Regions from separate parts of the Homo sapiens genome. Here region 2 is linked to region 1. The links are chromatin loops, found by intact Hi-C in ENCODE. Cell type or tissue: dorsolateral prefrontal cortex. All regions are shown on one strand. Links, peaks and the distances in the headings refer to the core of each region. The heading gives the core; the rest is flanking DNA. Region 1 has its middle 33 kb from the start of PTPRJ. Region 2 has its middle 36 kb from the start of NUP160.

Region 1 (10,106 bases), core at 977-8,976:
TCACACTTACAGCCAAGCGGTATTTATTCAGCACCGTTGGGTGCTAGACACCGAGGATCAGGAACTGCATGCAGGAGCAAAACTCATCTCAGCCCTTGGTGCTGGCAGGTTAGTTAGTGGGAGGGACAGAGGAGCAAACAGATTGTGAAACCTACCACTGGGGTCAGCAGAAGGATGAGTGATGTGTTCAAGGTTGCAGGACTGTCAGGTGATTCCTGTGATGTCTTCACACCGTTGTTTCTGGCAGAAATTGCCTAAAAATATTCACTCCTTCGTCAATGAGCTGTGATCATGTAAGGTTTCTATAAAAATGATGATTATGGCCAGGCAAGGTGGTTCATGCCTGTAATCCCAGCACTTTGGGAGGCTGAGGAGGGAAAATTGCTTGAGCCCAGGAGTTTGAGACCAGCCTGGGCAACATAGTGACACTTCATCTCCACAAAAAAGAAAAAAATTAGCTGAGTGTGATGGCGCGAGCACACCTGTAGGCTGAGGTCACTTGAGCTGGGAAGATTGAGGCTGCAGTGAGCCGTGATCATGCCACTGCACTCCAGCCTGGGTGATAGAGAAAGATCTGGGCTCAACAAAACAAAATTACTTTTTTAAAAAAGGATAATTATGGCCGAACGCGGTGGCTCAAGCCTGTAATCCCAGCATTTTGAGAGGCTGAGACGGGCGGATCACTTGAGTTCAGGAATTTGAGACCAGCCTGGGCCAACATGGTGAAACCCTGTCTCTACTAAAAATACAAAAATTAGCCAGTCGTGGTGGCGGGCACCTGTAATCCCAGCTACTTGGGAGGCTGAGGCAGGAGACTCACTTGAACCTGGGAGGCGGAGGTTGCAGTGAGTTGAGATCACGTCACTGTACTCCAGCCTGGACAACACAGTGAGACCTGTTTAACACACACACACACACACACACACACACACACACACACACACACACACACGGGGTCTGCTGAAATCTCAGTGAAGCTGCACAGACACGCATCTGTTACAGTGAATTTGCTTTTCCAAGTTCTTTGCTTTAAGAGGCAGGGTGGCGGTGGGTACTGAGAGCTGGCGTGGGGCTGGCTGTCTTGGTTTCACATTCACTGGAGTAACCCTAATAACAATAATAATGGCAATTATTATTAGTATTACTATTTTCTTTTAGAGTCGGAGTTTCGCTATCGTTGCCCAGGCTGGAGTGCAATGGCGTGATCTCCACTCACTGCAACCTCCGCCTCCCGGGTTCAAGCGATTCTCCTGCCTCAGCCTCCCGAGTAGCTGGGATTACAGGCATGCGCCACCATGCCCGGCTAATTTTATATTTTTAGTAGAGACGGGGTTTCTCCATGTTGGTCAGGCTGGTCTCGAACTCCCGACCTCAGGTGATCCACCCGCCTCGGCCTCCCAAAGTGCTGGGCTTACAGGCGTGAGCCACCCGCTCGGCTAATAATGGCAATTATTATAGGTGGGAGGGGGTGGGGGGAAGACAGAGAGAGGGAGGGGGACAGGCTAAGGGTGGGGGTGGGCCAAGTCAGGAGAAGGCGTGGTTTGCATTTAGTTTTCCCAGCAACCAATTAGGTCACTCCATTATTCTTGCTTTTTCACAGCTGAAAAGACACAGGCTCAGAGAACTCCAAGGCCACACAGCTGGTGAAAATTCTAATTTAAAGCCATGTAGGCTCCATTTCTCCATCTATGTGTGTGTGTGGGGGGGGGGGCGGGGTGTGACACGGGGACTTAATTCCTTCTCTTTTAATGAGAAAATGCCACGTGGCGGAGGTGGGGAGGGTGGGAGGAGTCCCGGCGATTTCCGTGTCTAGGACTGAAGCCTCCCTACTTTTGGAGCTGCCTGGCTTTGTTTGGAAAAGTCACCAGGAGGGCCTTTCTGAGAACTCAGGGCAAATCCCCGCCCATTGTCTTTGAGGACGAGGGTGGGGTCACCCCAATCTCGCAGTTGCAGCGGACTGCGCTAGGAGTTCTTTTTAGTGATGTGAATTGGGTGTCTTTTTAGCAGACCTTCACCCTTGGGGAGTCAGGGAGAAATAGTATTCCTGGAGGGAGATTCCAACTGGACAGTGGTTCCTCCCTAGGAGGTTACTGGAGATTAAATAATGGAGACTAAGATTCAATAATGGAGACTAAGAAGATACCGTGGGCCCTTGTGACTGCCTCCTCTGAGCCATCACGTTTTCATTCACTCCCTCACTCATTCCCTTGTGTCAGGAGCTCTGCTAGGCTTTGGGAAGGCACTGGTGAGTTACCCCCAGCTGAATCTTGGAGGAATTAAAAGGGCAGCACATTAGCCCAGAATAGAGCAGCTAGTAAGGATTGGAACTGACTGTTGAACCTGTGAAGCCACCTGGGGTCTTGATGTCATGGTAGTGCCCTCATGGAGGAAAAACATTTTCAGAAGAATAAAGGGCTCTGAATCATATTAATATTTGGATATTTTAAAATCAGAAAGATCAAGTGGGAGATAAGAGAAATTTACAGTTACAGACTGGAACCAGGGAATGCAGCCTAGAGAGGTGGTTGGCTGGTTATCTTTTGAATCTAAATTAAGTTCTCTTTTAAATTTGAATTTAAATGCCTTTAGGTGGGGGTTGAAAACTTCCTTGGTTCTCACCACTGTCTGTTGATTCACATACAGTATTTATTGGCCATCTGCCTAAAAAAAAATGGTGAATAAGTTGACATTCATTTCCATTCATTCCACATAGGTGTATGTACACACACACACACACAAACACACACACACATATAGTTGGTTGGTTGTTTTGTTTTGCTGGGGCTCAAGTGATTCTCCCACCTCGGACTCCCGAATAGCAGGATAGCAGGAACTACAAGCGTGTGCAACCATACTTGACTAATTTTTTTTTTTTGTGAGACAGAGTCTTACTCTGTCGGTCAGGCTGGAGTGCAGTGGCGCAGTCTTGGCTCACTGCAACCTCTGCCTCCTGGGTTCAAGCAATTCTCTTGCCTCGGCCTCCCAAGTAGCTGGGACTATAGGCGCATGCCACCACACCTGGCTAATTTTTGGATTGTTTGGTAGAGACAGGGTTTCACCATGTTGGCCAGGCTGAGGGTTTTTTTTTTTAAGTTTTTCATTTTTGGAGACGGAGTCTTGCTTTGTTGCCCACCCAGGCTGGAGTGCAGTGGCACAATTTTAGCTCACGGCAACCTCTACCTCCTGAGTTCAAGTGATTCTCCTGCTTCAGCCTCCTGAATAGCTGGGACTACTGGTATGTGCCATCACGCCCGACTAATTTTTGTATTTTTAGTAGAGACGGGGTTTCACCATGTTGGTCAGGCTGGTCTCCAACTCCTGACCTCAGGTGATCCGCCCGCCTCGGCCTCCCAAAGTGTTGGCATTACAGGCGTGAGCCACTGCTCCCGGCCTTTTTTTTTTTTAGTAGAGACAGATTTTCACTATCTTGCCCAGGCAGGTCTCAAACTCCTGAGCTCAAGTGGTTCTCCTGCCTTAGTCTTCTGAAGTGGTAGGATTAAAGATGTAAGCCACTGAACCCAGTCTTTTTTTTTTTTTTTTTTTTTTTTGAGACTGGGTCTCTCGCTCTGTGGCCTAGGCTGGAGTATAGTCATTATGATCAAGGCTTACTGTAGCCTCGACCTCCTGAGCTCGAGCAATCCTCATGCCTCAGCCTCCCGAGTAGCTGGGACTATAGGCAGACACCCCTACGCCTGGCTAATTTTTGTATTTTTTTATTTTGTAGAGACAGGGTCTCACTACGTTGCCCAGGTGGGTCTTCAACTCCTGAGCTGAAGCGATTTTCCCTCCTCAGCCCCAAAGTGCTGGAATAACAGGCAGTGAGCCACCCTGCCTGGCCCCCTATATGTATATTGAGAACTGCTATGTGCTGGCACTTTTCTAGGTCTTGGGAATACAGCAATGAAGAAAACAGACAACAATGGAACTTAAAATCCATTGTGGTTGGGGAGAGATCAATAGAGAAGATACATGCTAGATGGTGATAAGTGCTAAGGAGGAAAAGTGGGAAAGGGGTTAAAGAGTATTGGAGGAGGAGCAGTTAGAAGGGTTGGCCATTGTAGGCTTCACTGGGAAGATTAATATTTAGTAAATACCTGAATTAGGTGCGAGAGCTGGCCATGTGGCTGTCTGAGGCAAAAGCATTCTAAGCATAGAAAACAACAAATGTGGCGGCTAGGCGCGGTGGCTCACACCTGCAGCCCAGAACTTTGGGAGGTCGAGGTGGGTGGATCACCTGAGGTCAGGAGTTTGAGACCAGCCTGGCCAACATGGCGAAACCCCGTCTCTACCAAAAATACAAAAATTAGCCAGGCATGGTGGTGTATGCCTGTAATCCCAGCTACTGGGAGGCTGAGGCAGAATTGCTTGAACCTGGGAAGCAGAGGTTGCAGTGAGCCGAGATGGCACCACTGCACTCTATCCTGGGTGACAAAGTGAGATTGTGCCTTAAAAAAAGAGAGAGAGAGAAGGGAGGGAAAAGAAAACAACAAATGCAAAGGCCTTAAAGTGAGACCAGGTGTGTTAGAGGAACCCCATGGACATGCCACATACTATTCTAAGTTTTCTCACTCCTAGGAGGGAGATACTATTATTGTTCCCATTTACAGATGGGCAAATTGTGACCAGAGATGATAAGAAACTTGCTCCAGGTTGCATAAGAGGCAGAGGTAGCTGCTGAGGAAGGCAGAGTTTGTGCTCTTAAACACTAAGCTATTAAATCATTAAATAAATGATTTCATTAGCCTGGGTAGACCCAGGTACCAAAGATTTATACCTCCAGCTCCCAGTGAACTTTCCAAGCCCTTAAGGAAAACCCCGGGTGTGGTTGTAGGGGAGGGAGTGACTCAGGCCTTGGCTGGCTTCCTGCTGAGTCACTACTCCTGGGCCCAGGAGGGAGGCTCAATCCTCATCTCTTCGCAGTGGCAGGTTCCTGCCTTTTTGGGGGAAATGTCTGGCGCCAGGTCTTAACCGCACACCATCGGTGGATGAATTTGTCTGACTTTCCTAACAGCTTCGTTGTGAAATTGTGGGTGCGCTCCATTTCCTAATGTGACCCTTCAGCCAGCAAGAGGGAACTTTCTGCCCAGCCTAGCACTTCATTCTCCAAGGTGTCCTCGATGGACAGGTTCTGCCCCTTGACAGGCTGGCTGGCTTCCATCTCAGGTCAAACAGCTGTGTGCTTGGCACGCTCAAGACAAAGTTGAGCAAGATGCCAAGGGAGCCACACGCATTATCCTGGGCCTGGTGATGCTCACTCCAGACACATTCACAGATACAGCAAAGAAGAAATGGGTAAGGACTGTGATGTGGATGCCAAGTGCCATGCACCAAGTTGGTTAATACTTCAAACCAAGAGTCAGCCAGGCATGGTGGTGTGTGCCTGTAGTCCCAGCTACTTGGGAGGCTGAGGCAGGAGGATCACTTGAGCCCCGGAGGTAGATGCTGCAGTGAGCTTTGATTGTGCCACTGCACTCCAGCCTGGGTGACAGAGAGAGACTGTCTCTAAAAACAACAAACAGGCTGGGAGCGGTGGCTCACACCTGTAATCCTAGCACTTTGGGAGGCCGAGGCAGGTGGATCACCTGAGGTCAGGAGTTTGAGACCAGCCTGGCCCACATCATAAAACCCTGTCTCTAATAAAAATACAAAAAATTAGCCAGACTTGGTGTTGGGCGCCTGTAATCCCAGCTACTCGGGAGGCTGAGGCAGGAGAATCACTTGAACCTGGGAGGCGGAGGTTGCAGTGAGCCGAGATCGCTCCATTGCACTCCAGGCTGGGCAACAAGAGTGAAACTCCATCTCAGAAAACAAACAAACAAACAACCAGTGATTCATGAATAATAATAATAGTTAACATATAGTGAGTATTTAAAGTGTGCCAGGCAGTATTCTAAGCACGTAACATGTTTTATTTCATTTTTGTAAACCTCACAATAACTTGGAGGAACTTCCTATTTTATAGATAAGAAAACGGAGGCACAGAGACATCACAGCTAGGAAAGGGCACAGAGGACAGCAGGGACAAAATCCTGGAGTCAGGAAAGTCTGGGCTGGATTTAGGGAGCTGCAAGGAGCTGCTGTAAGTGGGTGGAGGAGGAGTTACAGTGAGAGATAAGGCTGGAGAGGACAGTAGGGCCAGAGTCAGAATTTGGACTGGAGTTCATGGCTGGTAGGGAGCCACTGAGGACTTTTGAACATGTCTTTCCTTGGTGCTTCTGAGTTGCATCTTTTTTTCTTTTTCTTTTTTTTGAGACGGAGTTTTGCTCTTGTTGCCCAGGCTGGAATGCGATGGCACGATCTTGGTTCACTGCAACCTCCACCTCCCGGGTTCAAGCAATTCTCCTACCTCAGCCTCTGGAGTAGATGAGGTTACAGGCGCTCACCACCACACCTGGTTAATTTTTGGTATTTTAAGTAGAGAACGGGGTTTCACCATGTTGGTCAGGCTGGTCTCCAACTCCTGACCTCAGGTGATCTGCCCGCCTTGGCCTCCCAAAGTGCTGGGATTACAGATGTGAGCCACCGAGCCTGGCCAGAGCTGCATCTTTGTTCATTTGGTTTAGCGCCACCTTGGAGAACAAAGAGTGAGGATTGAACAAAAACAGTAGAAAAAACTCAGGCTCTTTGTGTGATGAGGAGCCTGTCACTTGCTCACCCAGAATTTTCTGTATTTGTTGTGCTCCTGCTCTGGAATATCCTCTAGATAAGAAATGTATGTTCCCGGAAATGTTCCAACAGGTGTTTTCCACAGCTGGACCATCCTCTCCTTTCGAGCCATGCCCACCTACCCTGATTCAACTCACTTTTCCTGACTTTCACTCCTTGTTCCCCAACTCTAATGTGCACATTAGTTGTTTCTGGCTAGCTAGCATTTCCACTTCTGTAAAACTTCTCCTCATCCTTGTTACAAGATCTGGTGGCCAGGTGCCATGGCTTACTCCTGTAATCCTAGCACTTTGGGAGGCCAAGGGGGACGGATCACTTGAGCTCAGGAGTTTGAGACCAGCCTGGTCAGCATGGTGAAACCCCATCTCTACTAAAAATACAAAAAATTAGCCGGGCATGATGGTGCGCGCCTGTAATCCCAGCTACTTGGGAGGCTGAGGCAGAAGAATCACTTGAACTTGGGATGATTCAACCTGCGGATGTTGCAGTGAGCTGAGATCGGGCCAGTGCACTCCTGTCTGGGCGACAAAGCGAGACTCAGTCTCAAAAAAACAAAAACAAAAACAAGATCTGGTGAGGTTGCCTCACAATATTTTCTTGTGGTAGACACCATTAGTGACCTACCCAATGCAGTCTCCCTCCTTCCTGGCTCAGGAAATACCAGTTTTGCTGGGCACAGTGGCTCATGCCTATAATCCTAGCACTCTGGGAGGCCAAGGCAGGAGGATTGCTTGAGTTCAGGAGTTTGAGACCAGCTGGGTAATGTAGTGATACACCATCTCTACAAAAAATACAAAAATTAGCTGGGTGTGGTGGTGCGCGCCTGTAGTCCCAGCTCCTTGGGAAGCTGAGGTAGGAGGATTGCTTGAGCCTGGGCGGATGAGGCTGCAGTAAGCTGAGATTGTGCCACTACACTCCAGCCTGGGTGACAGAGCAAGACCCATCTCAAAAAAAAAAAGAAAGAAAGAAAGAAAGAAAGAAAAAGAGGCTGGACGTGGTGGCTCATGCCTGTAATCCCAGAACTGTGGGAGGCCAAGGCAGGTGGATTGCCTGAGGTCAGGAGTTTGAGACCAGCCTGGCCAACATAGTGAAACCCCGTCTCTACTAAAAATACAAAAAATTAACTGGGTGTGGTGGTGGGTGCCTGTAAACCCAGCTACTCAGGAGGCTCAGACAGGAGAATCGCTTGAACCCACAAGGTAGAGGTTACAGTGAGCCGAGATCACACCATTGCACTTCAGCCTGGGCAACAAAAGCGAAACTCTGTCTTAAAAAAAAAAAAAAAAAAAAAAAAAAAAGCCGGGCGCGGTGACTCACGCCTGTAATCCCAACACTTTAGGAGGCCAAGGCGGGCAGATCGCAAGGTCAGGAGTTCAAGACCTGCCTGGCCAATATGGTGAAACCCTGTCTTTAATAAAAATACAAAAAAATTAGCCGTGTGTGGTGGCATGCACCTGTAGTGCCAGCTACTTGGGAGGCTGAGGCAGGAGAATTGCTTGAACCCGGGAGGTGGAGGTTGCAGTCAGCCGAGATGGTGCCACTGCACTCCACCCTAGGCGACAGAGAAAGACTCTGACTCAAAAAAAAAAAAAAAAAGGAAAAAGAAAAAGAAACACCAGTTTCAGTTTCGTGGCCAGCCCTGGGTGGTAGATTCTTACATGCCTAAGCCAATAATGACGCTCTGTTTCCCACTTCCCCAGCCCCCCTTGCAGCTTTACCAATAAGACCTAAGGGGAGGTCTACTCTGGGGCTTCTGAGAAAGCTTTTGATTTTTTGACAAGAGGAAACATTTCCTACTTCCTCCCTTGGGACCACCCTGCCTCTCTGCCCCAAACTTAAACATAAGGGCTAGAACTCTGTGCAACTGGAAGGGTATGATCTGAGGGTTGTCAGCAGCAGTCATTTGCTAAAAGCCTGCTTGCTGAGGGGCTGCTACGGGCAAACACAGAGAGAAAAACAACAGGCCAGAGGGGGAGAAAAGTTGAGGCCTTATTTGAATGTCTAGATCCATCCATATCTAAAACCAGCATCATCCCTGAAATTCCAAGTGATGTGAGCAATGCAATGCCTTCCTTTTTCCCTCAGGATTATTTGAGATGGATTTCCATTATTTGCAACCAAAGGAGTCTGACCTATACTCCCTAGGCTCAGGTTTCCTGTCTTTTTTTTTTTGAAATGGAGTCTCACGCTGTCACCCAGGATGGAGTGCAATGGCATGATCTTGGCTCACTACAACCTCTGCCTCCTGGGTTCAAGGGATTCTCCTGCCTCAGCCTCCTGAGTAGCTGGGATTACAGGCATGCACCACCATGCCCAGCTAATTTTTGTATATTTAGTAGAGATGGGGTTTCACCATGTTGGCCAGGCTGGTCTTGAACTTCTGACCTCAAGTGATCTGCCCACCTTGGTCTCCCAAAGTGTTGGGATTACAGATGTGAGCCACCGCACCCGGCCAGGTTTCCTGTCTTTACAGTGAATGTCTAGTAGGGCTTCAGCCTTCCTCTGCCTGTGACACCTGGTGACTTTGACCGAGTGTTACAATGTGTGAGGGCTGCAGGTGCGCGTCCATCCCCCTGCCTATTCTCATCCTCAGCAGTTCCGCCCCCGAAGATAACTCTACTCTAGCCTCTTGGTCAAAAAGTGTCTCAAGGGAATGAGGATTGAAGAAACCTAGGATGTCACCACATACCAAGGCCACTTCAACTCCACAATGTCCTCAGAATGCCATTGCAACACTCTTGTTTGAGAAACACTGGGGTTAAGACATGGGAGTCAAAGAAAAGCAAGCAGGCTGGGTGCGGCGGCTCACGCATGTAATCCCAGCACTTTGGGAGGCCGAGGTCGATGGATCACCTGAGGTCGGGAGTTCGAGACCAGCCTGACCAACATGGAGAAACCCTGTCTCTACTCAAAATACAAAATTAGCTGGGCGTGGTGGTGGGCGCCTGTAATCCTAGCTACTCGGGAGGCTGAGGCAGGAGAATCGCTTGAACCTGGGAGACGGAGGTTGCAATGAGCCGAGATCGGGCCACTGCACTCCAGCCTGGGCAGCAAGAGTGAAACTCCGTCTCAAAAACAAAAAACAAAAAGCAAAAAAACAAAGAAAAGCAAGCAGAGTAGGCAGGGGCAGAGCGGCGTGGAGTTCATCTGATCTGTGAAGTACATTAGAGATTTCTCACTTGTTTCTTCATTCATGCAACACATTTTTGTTGCGCATGTTTTTTTTTTCTTTTTTTTTTGAGATGGAGTTTTGCTCTTGTTGCCCAGGCTGGAGTGCAGTGGTGTGATCTCAGTTCACTGCAACCTCTGCCTCCTGGGTTCAAGTGATTCTCCTGCCTCAGCCTCCCGAGTAGCTGAGATTACAGGCATGTGCCACCACTCCTGGCTAATTTTGTATTTTGAGTAGAGACAGGGTTTCTCCATGTTGGTCAGGCTGGTCT
Region 2 (10,106 bases), core at 1,041-9,040, 63 kb before region 1:
AAATGGCAGTCAGTTATGTGTGATCAAATGACACTGGCTACATGCTCAAGAACGAATTTAGCATCTACCACCAGCGTTCCCACAGTACTCCCAAATAACTTCTGTATCCTCCCCACCTCCAGACACACATGTATACACACACACAACCTCACACACATTCTCAAACCAGCCTGTCAGTCTACCTCACTCTCCTCTTCAGTTTCAGCTTCCACTGGTCTAGGTCCCTGGCCCATGAAGCCAGCTGATGGAGCCTCATGGTGGCCAAAGTTGAAGGGACTCAATGTGGGGACACCGAAGTGTGTGCCCAGGCCATCTCTCCAGCCTTCTAAAACCACCTGCCTTGGGGAGAGGAAGTGGGGAGAATGTCATCTGCTCTGTTTGTACTCCAGAGCAGCTCTGCTTGTGCCCCCACAAAGTCTCTCATCCAAGTTTTCTGTCAACTTTCTGTTCACAGAGTTTCACTTCCAGTTCAAGGGCTAGATGGGGAGTTGACATATGACCTTGGGCAAATTACTTACCTTCCTTGTGTTGCAATTTTCTCATCTGTAAATGAGGATAACAAAAGTACCTACTTCAGTTTAAGTGAAAAAAATTCATGTAAGTGTTTAACATAGTGACTAGCACATATTAGGTGCCCAGTAAATGTTAGCTCTTATTATTACTTTCATCATTATGATTATTTACTGGAGAATTTGGCTACATTAAATGTCTGAGCTCCAGCTCAGCTAGCCAAAGTCTACAGTTCAAAGTCTACTGTTATAACTGTAATCCCAGCACTTTGGGAGGCTGAGGCAGGTGGATCACTTGAGGTCAGGAGTTCAAGACCAGCCTGGCCAACATGGTGAAACCCTGTCTCTACTAAAAATACAAAAATTAGCCAAGTGTGATGGTGCACACCTGTAATCCCAGCTATAAGGGAGGCTGAGGCATGAGAATAGCTGGAACCCAGGAGGCAGAGGTTGCAGTGAGCCAAGATTGTGCCACCACTCTACTCCAGCCTGGGTGACACAGCAAGAGTCTGTCTCAAAAAACAAAACAAAACAAACAAACAAACAAACAAAAAAACAAAGTCTACTGTTAAATAAATTGGCATTCCAGTTTCATCCAATCGGGTTTATGAGCTTAGCTAATGTGTGTCTGCCCCTAAGAGCTAAAGCTGCCCTGGGGCCTCCCAGTCTCTTCCTTAGCCAGGCAGTGTGGTTCTGAGTACCAGAAAGCTCCTGAGGAAAACCCTCTGCCAAAATGGAACACCAAGGGAAAAGGATAAAAGCAACAATTTTGGACCAGGCTGGCATGAACTGTGATCCCAGTCTGCCATACTTATTTTTTTATTCTAAAATAACAGAGATAACATACACAATGGGCTTTCTAACTTGCCACTTTTCCCTTATCTTTTTTCCCTTTGTGAACCTAAAACATCATGTTCTTTCATGCAGTCTTTCAAAAAGAAGGAAAGAAAAAAAAAAGAAAACAACAACAACAAAAAAAATCCTTGGACATTCCAGTTCTCTGCTGGCCCAGAGAAGAACAGACTATCTGATATTTCAGCTGGAAGGCAGGGTGGCAGATTCTTTCCAATGGGGTGGCGACTTCCTCCTTACTTTCAGAACACACCCCTTCCCAAAAATACGCCCTCTTGGGCAAGTAGCACAAAGGGAGCAGACCCGGCTCTGGGCGTCAGCAAATGCCCACATCCCTTCCTTTTCCTTTTATACCCAGTGGCCTGGGAATGGCACAAGAGCTTGGGGAATTTGCCCCACCAGTCTGTGTGTGGCGTGGTCAGGCCCGGGAGTGGCCTCTCTCTCATCTCTTACCCTCTTGATCCATCTTCCAAAACAACTGCTAGAAGTAATTTTCCTGAAACCCAAATCGGATCATTATTTCATTCCACCTGCTTATGCTTGTTAACTTGTCATGGCCTTTTGTGCCCCCCAAAAGGGTTCTCAATCTCTAGCCTGGGGTCTATGCATGGTTAGCTACAAAAGAATGATCTTATTCAGATGCAGATTCTAGGCGGTGGCTCACGCCTGTAATCCCAGCACTTTGGGAGGCTGAGGAGGGCAGATCACTTGAGGTCAGGAGTTTGAGACCCGCCTGGCCAGCATGGTGAAACCCCATCCCTCCTAAAAATACAAAAAAAAAAAAAAAAAAAAAAAAAAATTAGCCGGGAATGGTGGTGCATGCCTGTAATCCCAGCACTCGGAAGGCTGAGGCAGGAGGATCCCTTGAACCCAGGAGGTGGAGGTTACAGTGAGCCGAGATCATGCCACTGCACTCCAGCCTGGGGGACAGAGCGAGACGCCATCTTAAAAGAAAAAAAAGTGTAGATTTTAGAGTTTGAGATAGAACCTGTGGATATGTAGGTATTAGTCTGGATTCTTTAAGTTGCAAGTGACTGAAACTTCAAATTAGCTTTGGTCAAAAAAGAAATTCAGACTGGTGTGGTGGCTGATCCTTGTAATCTTAGGACTTTGGGAGGCCCCTGCAGGAGGATCCCTTGAGCCCAGGAATTCGAGACCAGCCTGGGCAACATAACAAGACCCCATCTCTACAAACAAACAAACAAACCCACTATTTCCTTTGAATAGGAAATTCAAGTCTCAATTATATCTGCAGGATTTTTTTTTTTTTTGAGATGGAGTCTCGCTGTGTCGCCCAAGCTGGAGTGTAGTGGTGCGATCTCGGCTCACCGCAAGCTCCGCCTCCCGGGTTCATGCCATTCTCCTGCCTCAGCCTCCCAAGTAGCTGGGACTACAGGCGCCTGCCATCACGCCCAGCTAATTTTTTTTTTTTTTTGTATTTTTAGTAGAGACAGGGTTTCACCGTGTTAGCCAGGATGGTCTCTCTCGATTTGCTGACCTCGTGATCCGCCCGCCTTGGCCTCTCAAAATGCTGGGATTACAAGCATGAGCCACCGCGCCCGGCCTACCTGCAGGATTTTTTAACTTATGGAGGTGACTGCATGATGACATGGAGAAGTCCATGCCATTGAAATAATAATTAATTTATTATTATTTATTAATTTATTTATTTATTTTGAGATGGAGTCTCACTCTGTCACCAAGGCTGGAGTGCAGTGGCCAGATCTTGGCTCGCTGCAACCTCCGCCTCCCGGGTTCAAGCGATTCTTCTGCCTCAGCCTCCTGAGTAGCTGGGACTACAAGCACGCATCACCACACCCAGCTAATTTTTGAAACCCCATCTCTACGGGGTTTCACCATATTGGCCAGGCTGGTCTTGAACTCCTGGCCTCGTGATCCACCCACTTATGCCTCCCAAAGTGCTGGGATTACAGGCGTGAGCCACCACGCCCAGCCGAAAGAATTGTTTATTACTTACATTTCCCCAGAGAAGTGGGCATGGCACGCCTCACATGCAGACCCAAATGGAGAAACACCAGGTTTGGTCAGGAGGCAGAAAGGAGTGAGGGGAAGGCATAGGCCACAGCCTTTATTGGGGTTTCAGCAGAAAAATCAAAGCATGGTTGGGTAAACTGTTTAGATCAGTTGGATACATTAAATATGAATAGGAAAAAAAAAAAAAAAAAGCAGACCAGGCACGGTGGCTCACGCCTGTAACCCCAGCACTTTGGGAGGCCTAGGCGGGTGGATCACCTGAAGTCAGGAGTTCCAGACCAGCCTGGCCAACATGGTGAAACCCCATGTCCACTAAAAATACAAAAATTAGCTGGGTGTGGTGGCGGGTACCTGTAATCCCAGGTACTCAGGAAGCTGAGGCAGGAGAATCTCTTGAACCCAGGAGGTGGAGGTTGCAATAAGCCGAGATTGTGCCACTGCACTCCAGCCTGGGTGACAGAAAAAAAAAAGAAAGAAAGAAAAAAGGAAAAAAAAAAGCAGTTTAGGATTGGCTAGTTTGAATAATTCCAGCAGGTAGCTGGGTGTGGTGGTGTATATCTGTTGTCCTACAGGAGGATCTGAGACAGGAGGATTGCTGCGCCTAGGAGTTTGAGTTTATAGTGAGCAATGATTATACCACTGCACTCCAGCTTGGGCAAAAGAGCAAGACCCTGTCTCTAAATAAATATATAAATACATACATATGTTTTAAAAAGTATATCATTCAGCCATAAAAAGGAATTAAGATACATGATACATGCTATTATACAACTTGGATGAATCTTAGAAACATGCTAAGTGAAGGAAGCCAGACACAAAAGGCTACATATTTTATGATTCCATATATCATACAATACACGTATGTCTGAAATGTCCAGAATAGGCAAATCCATAGAGAGAGAAGCAGATTAGCCAGGGGCTGGGGGAAGTGGAGAATGGGGAGTCACTGCCTAATGTCTATGGAGTTTCCTTTTGGGGCAATGAAAATGTTCTAGAGCTAGACAGTGGTAATGGCTGCACAACAGTGTAGGAATGTGCTAAATGCCACTGAATTGCACACTTTAAAATAATTTAAAGGGCGATTTTTTTTTGAGGCAGAGTTTTGCTCTTCTTGCCCAGGCTAGAGTGCAATGGTGAGGTCTCAGCTCAATGCAACCTCTGCCTCCCAGGTTCAAGCGATTCTCCTGTCTCAGCCTCCTGAATAGCTGGGACTATAGGCGTGCGCCACCACACCTGGCTAATTTTTTGTATTTTTAGTTGAGATTGGGTTTCACCATATTTGCCAGGCTGGTCTCGAACTCCTGACCTCAGGTGATCCACCTGTCTTGGCCTCCCAAAGTGCTGGGATTACAGGCGTGAGCCACTATGCCTGGCCTTTTTTTTTTTTTAGAGAGAGATAAGATCTCACTATGTTGCCTCGGCTGGTCTTGAATTCCTGAGCCCAAGTGTTCCTCTCACCTCAGCCTCCCAAAGTGCTGGGTTTACAGGTGTGAGCCACCGCACCTGGCTGAAAGGGTGAATTTTATGTTATGCTAATTTTACCACAACAAAAGCATCTTAATCATAACACTTATTGCCCTTTATTGTAATTTTTCGGTTTTCATCTCTGCCTCCTCTACTCAACATGAGTAGGTTCTGTCTCCAGTTCTTGAATTCTGCCCCAACACAATAGTGTGCTCATTAAAACACTGGCAGAAGGAAGATGAACCTGTTGATGGCAAGCAATGGCTACAGGCTGAGTGTTGATTATCTGCTTTATATTACGTATTGGTTTTCTACACTTGATCTTAGCCAAAAGGCTGAGAAGACATATGTATTGGTTTTCTATTGCTGTGTAACTAATGACCACAAATCTAGAGGCTGAACACAACACATAGATTGTCTCACAGCCCTGTGTGTCAGGAGCCTGGGCATGGCCTTGCTGGGTCTTCCACTCAGGGTCTCACAAAGCTTCAATCAAGGCGGCTGCATTCTAACCTCGAGGCTCCACTATGAATTAATTAACTTCCAGGCTCATTCAGGCTGTTGGGAGGATTCATTTTCTTTTTCCCTTTTTCTTTTTTTTTGAGATGGAGTTTCACTCTTGTCGCCCAGGTTAGAGTGCAATGGCACGATCTCGGCTCACTGCAACCTCCGCCTCCCGGGTTCAAGTGATTCTCCTACCTTAGCCTCCTGAGTAGCTGAGATTACAGGCACGTGCCACCACGCCTGGCTAATTTTTTGTATTTTTAGTACAGACAGGGTTTCTCCATGTTGGTCAGGCTGGTCTCGAACTCCCGACCTCAGGTGATTCGCCCGCCTCGGCCTCCCAAAGTGCTGGGATTACAGGCGTGAGCCACGGTGCCTGGCCTCATTTTTTTATGGTTGTGTGACTGAGGTCTCTGTTTTCTTGCTGGCTGCAGGTGGGCTGTTCTTAGCTACCAGAGACTGCCCACAGTTCCTTGCCATGGGACCCTCTCCATGGGCCCCCTCTCATAGCATGGCAGCTTACTTCTTTCAAGCCAGCAATGGAGTGACAGTCTCTCTAGCATGTATGCTAGCAGGATGGACCCTTACGTATATGATCATAACTTTAAACATCTTTATCACATTCTATTGGTTACAAGCAAGTCAAAGGTCCTACTCACACCCATGCAGGGTGTGAATGTAGCTAATTGTAGAGGAGGCCACCCTAGAACTCCTCCTCTACAATTAGCTATGATTTATTGAGAATCTGCTGTGTACCAGACACTATACTCAGCACTTTTCATTAATTATTTCATTTCATCCTCAAACAACCTTAAGAGATAAATACTAGATAATACTAAACAACCTTAAGAGTTAAACAACTAGAGTTGTTTTACAGATTTGGAAATTGAAGCTCAGAGAAACTGGTGTTTGACTTGTTCAAAGTTCCACAACCAATAAGTTTAACTTATTCAAACTTCAAAGTTCCACTTATTCAAACTTCAAAGTTCCACAACCAATAAGTGACAAATTGGGAACTCAAACCCAAGACTATTTGATCTTAAAACCACTCCTGTGCTTTGATTCTCTCCTTTTAAATAGTTTGTCCAGAAAACTTGTTTAAAAATCGTCCCCTTCTTCCTCTTTCTAAAGGGTAACGACAGAAGTAGGAAACACACATTCTTTGCTTTGCTTTTCTTGAAAGCCCTTAGTTGAGAGATTCTTAGTTGAGATTCTTGAATTCATATTTTCAAGCATAGTCAGAATGGATACTTCCTGCTAAGAAGAAGCCAGCGCTTCTAGGAAATGTTATGTTGCAGAATTAGGGCAGCCTGCCACAGCACGAGACAAAACCTGACCTGGATTTTATCAACACCATTAGAAAATAATTGTAGTGATGCCTCATAGTTATGTAGTAAGTTATAAATTAATTTCTCAGCCGGGCACGGTGGCTCAGGCCTGTAATCCCAGCATTTTAGGAGGCTGAGGTGGGTGGATCACCTGAAGTCAGGAGTTCGAGACCAGCCTGGCCAACATGCTGAAATCCAGTCTCTACTAAAAATACAAAAAAAAATTAACCAGGTGTGGTGGTGCATGCCTGTAGTCCCAGCTACTTGAGAGGCTGAGGCAGGAGAATTGCTTGAACCTGGGAGGCGGAGGTTGCAGTGAGCTGAGATCTGGTCATTGCACTCCAGGATGGGCAACAGAGTGAGACTTTGTCTCAAAAAAAAAAATAAATAAAATAATGTCTCATTTTATTCTCAGTGTTCCTGTGAGTGAGCCAGGCCAGGGATTTTATATATTTAGTGTGGTGGTTGTGGTTATTCTATGGATACAGCCAATTTTGTATTTTGGCTTAAAAAATTTATGTTGGCCAGGCACAGTGGCTCACGCCTGTAATCCCGGCACGTTGGGAGGCTGAGGCGGGTGGATCACCTGAGGTCAGGAGTGCGAGACCAGCCTGGCCAACACGGTGACACCCCATCTCTACTAACAAAATACAAAAAAAAAAAAAATTAGCCAGGTGTGGTGGTGCACACCTTTAATCCCAGCTACTCGGGAGGCTGAGTCAGGAGAATCACTTGAACCTGGGAGGTGGAGGTTACAGTAAGCCGAGATGGCACCACTGTACTCCAGCCTGGGTGACAGAGACTCTGTCTCAAAAAACAAAACAAAACAAAACAAACACAAAAACTAGCCAGGCATGGTGGTGGGTGCCTATAATCCCAGCTACTTGGGAGGCTGAGGAAGGAGAATTGCTTGAACCCGGGAGGCAGAGGTTGCAGTGAGCCAAGATCGCGCCATTGCACTCCAGCCTGGGTGACAGAGCAAGACTCCGTCTCCAAAAAAGAAAAAATTTGTTATCTCATGAGCATTTTTCGATATACTTCTCCTTAGACATGATTTTAAATAGCTGCTTAATATTCCATGTATATTCATAGTATTCTGTGTATATCTTCTCCCTAGACAAGATTGGAAATGACTGCCTAATATTCAATTTAATGGATATATTTTAGCTTACTAAAATATTTTACCTTCTGATTCCATGGTGAGTAGAAAAAAAAAAAAAAGAAAGAAAATGTTTTCCTGATCTTCGTTATTTAGGTTGCTTCTTTTTTATCACTATTACAAAAGTATTGAGGGCTAGGCATGGTGGCCCATGCCTGTAATCCCAGCAATTTGGGAGGCTGAGGCGGGTGGATCACTTGAGGCCAGGAATTCGAGACCAGCCTGGCCAATATGATGAAACCCTGTTTCTACTAAAAATACAACAATTAGCCAGGCATGGTGGCACGTGCCTGTAGTTTCAGTTACTCAGGAGGCTGAGGCATGAGAATCGCTTGAACCCAAGAGGTGGAGGTTGCAATGAGCTAAGATCACACCACTGCACTCCAGCCTGGGTGACAGAGTGAGACTCTGTCTCAAAAAAAAAAAAAAAGAAAAGAAAAATGAAAAAAAAAAAAGTATTGTGATGAACATGTTTGCTAAAAAATGCTCCCACACATACATCTGTACACATGTTTAGGATGGAGTACTAGGAAAGGAATGGTGGACAACAGTCTCAAGGCTCTTGGTGCATATAGAGATATGATTATAAACCTATTTTACAGGTAAGGAAACAGACTCAGAGTGAAATCTGACCAAGTTCACAGGACTCATCAATGCACAACTGAAACTTGGGTCTAAGTCTTACGCTTCCAACTCTGATGTTCTTTCGTTACAACTTGCTGCCTGTGGTGTGGTCCATGGACCAGCAGCCTTGGCAAATCTTGGAAGCTTGTTAGGAATGCATAATCTCGGGCCCTACCCAAGACCTTGAGAATCAGAATCTGCATTTACCATGATCCTGAGATGCCTCTATACATATCAGTGTTTGAGAAGCAAGCACTGCTTACAACATATCCTGCCCTGTGAAGGATGCCTCTGAAGTGCTTTGAAATAAGGCAAAACATCACTGGCTTTGGTGTTACTGGTTAATTCTCAGCTTCAAAACATCTCTAACATTTCCTTGTTAAGGGCTGTATGGATTGTGCCCACTTCAAGAAACGCTTTGCTAATTTCATTGTAAACATCGGAATCTTTAACTTACTTCTATATTATCCCTGGATATGGCCATCACTTCTGCTCAAAATTGTACAAGTAGTATTTCAGAATAATTTTCAATAAGAAAGTATCAGGGTGAGGGATAAAGTGCATTCCACCAGGAGTTCTGGCCTAAGTTCCACCATTAACAAGCTGGTGACCTGGACGAATTATCCTTGATGAATGACCTTTAAGCCACTGAGTTATCCCTTATTGAGTTAGAAACTGTAAGGAGGACAATTTTATAAACCATAAAGCACTGGACGCATCTGTGGGGAGCATGTATTTAGATATCATTTTCCTCAAATGAAGGTGTTTACACCACATGATCCTTGGGGAAGGTATTCACAGGACCAAACCCTTCTAAGGAAAGCTATTTTGGATTGTATTCCACCTGTGCTCTCCAGGAATATAATGACAGAGAGATATGAATCAAATCAGGATATGGGTAGAGTGAAAGCTTGGATTTTCAAAGGGTCTTCAAAGTCCCTTTTAAATCTCAAAACTTATGATCTTATGCCATTCTAACATGAAAAAAAGAATCAGAGAATTCTAACATCGCTAGTCATTCTGCACAGCTCCCTGCTTCCAGGAAAGAGAGCAGCTCTTCTATTCTTTAAAAGTGTTGATTTATAGAAGAATAGATTTTAAATGTTTTCACCACAAAAAAAAAGATTACTATATGAGGTGATGAATTTGTTAAGTAGCAGGATTGAATCATTCCACATTGTGAACATATAGCAAAACATCATATTGTACCCCATAAATATATACAATTGTTATTTGTCAATTAAAAATAAAATAATGAGGCCAGACATGGTGGCTCACACCTATAATCCCAGCACTTTGGGAAGCTGAGGTGGACAGATCACCTGAGGTCAGGAGTTCGAGACCAGCCTGGCCAACATGGTAAAACTGTGTATCTACTAAAAATACAAAAATTAGCTGGGCGTGGTGGTGCACACCTGTAATCCCAGCTACTCTGGAGGCTGAGGTAGGAGAATCGCTTGAACTCAGAGGCAGAGGTTGCAGTGAGCCAAGATCATGCCACTGCACTCCAGCCTGCGTGACAGAGTGAGACTGCACCTTTAAACAAACAAACAAACAAACAAAAAACATATATATATATATATATGTATAAAAGATACTAATTTTCCCTAAGGGGTTACAGAAAGCTTCTTAGAAGAGATGTCCCTTGGGCTGAAGAGGAGATAGCCAGGG

The links. Peaks named below come from ENCODE experiments on the same cell type or tissue, not always from the same donor. Only the 100,000 strongest peaks of a DNase experiment are listed, where the experiment ranks them.
Region 2: it touches region 1 in a loop (4-fold over the local background); 5 of 110 quality-filtered maps call a loop at or near these places.

Annotation. Positions count from the first base shown.
Region 1 is chr11:47,942,257-47,952,362 of GRCh38, forward strand. No RefSeq gene overlaps it. Among named protein-coding and RNA genes, the nearest start is that of PTPRJ, 33 kb to the right of the region's middle. RefSeq lists enhancers at 1,701-1,995, 4,261-5,460 and a silencer at 4,260-4,425. In dorsolateral prefrontal cortex, for the core only: no CTCF peak of the experiment used is centred there; a DNase peak (open chromatin) is centred at 4,885.
Region 2 is chr11:47,879,665-47,889,770 of GRCh38, forward strand. It overlaps the pseudogene LOC124902844. Among named protein-coding and RNA genes, the nearest start is that of NUP160, 36 kb to the left of the region's middle. In dorsolateral prefrontal cortex, for the core only: no CTCF peak of the experiment used is centred there; no DNase peak of the experiment used is centred there.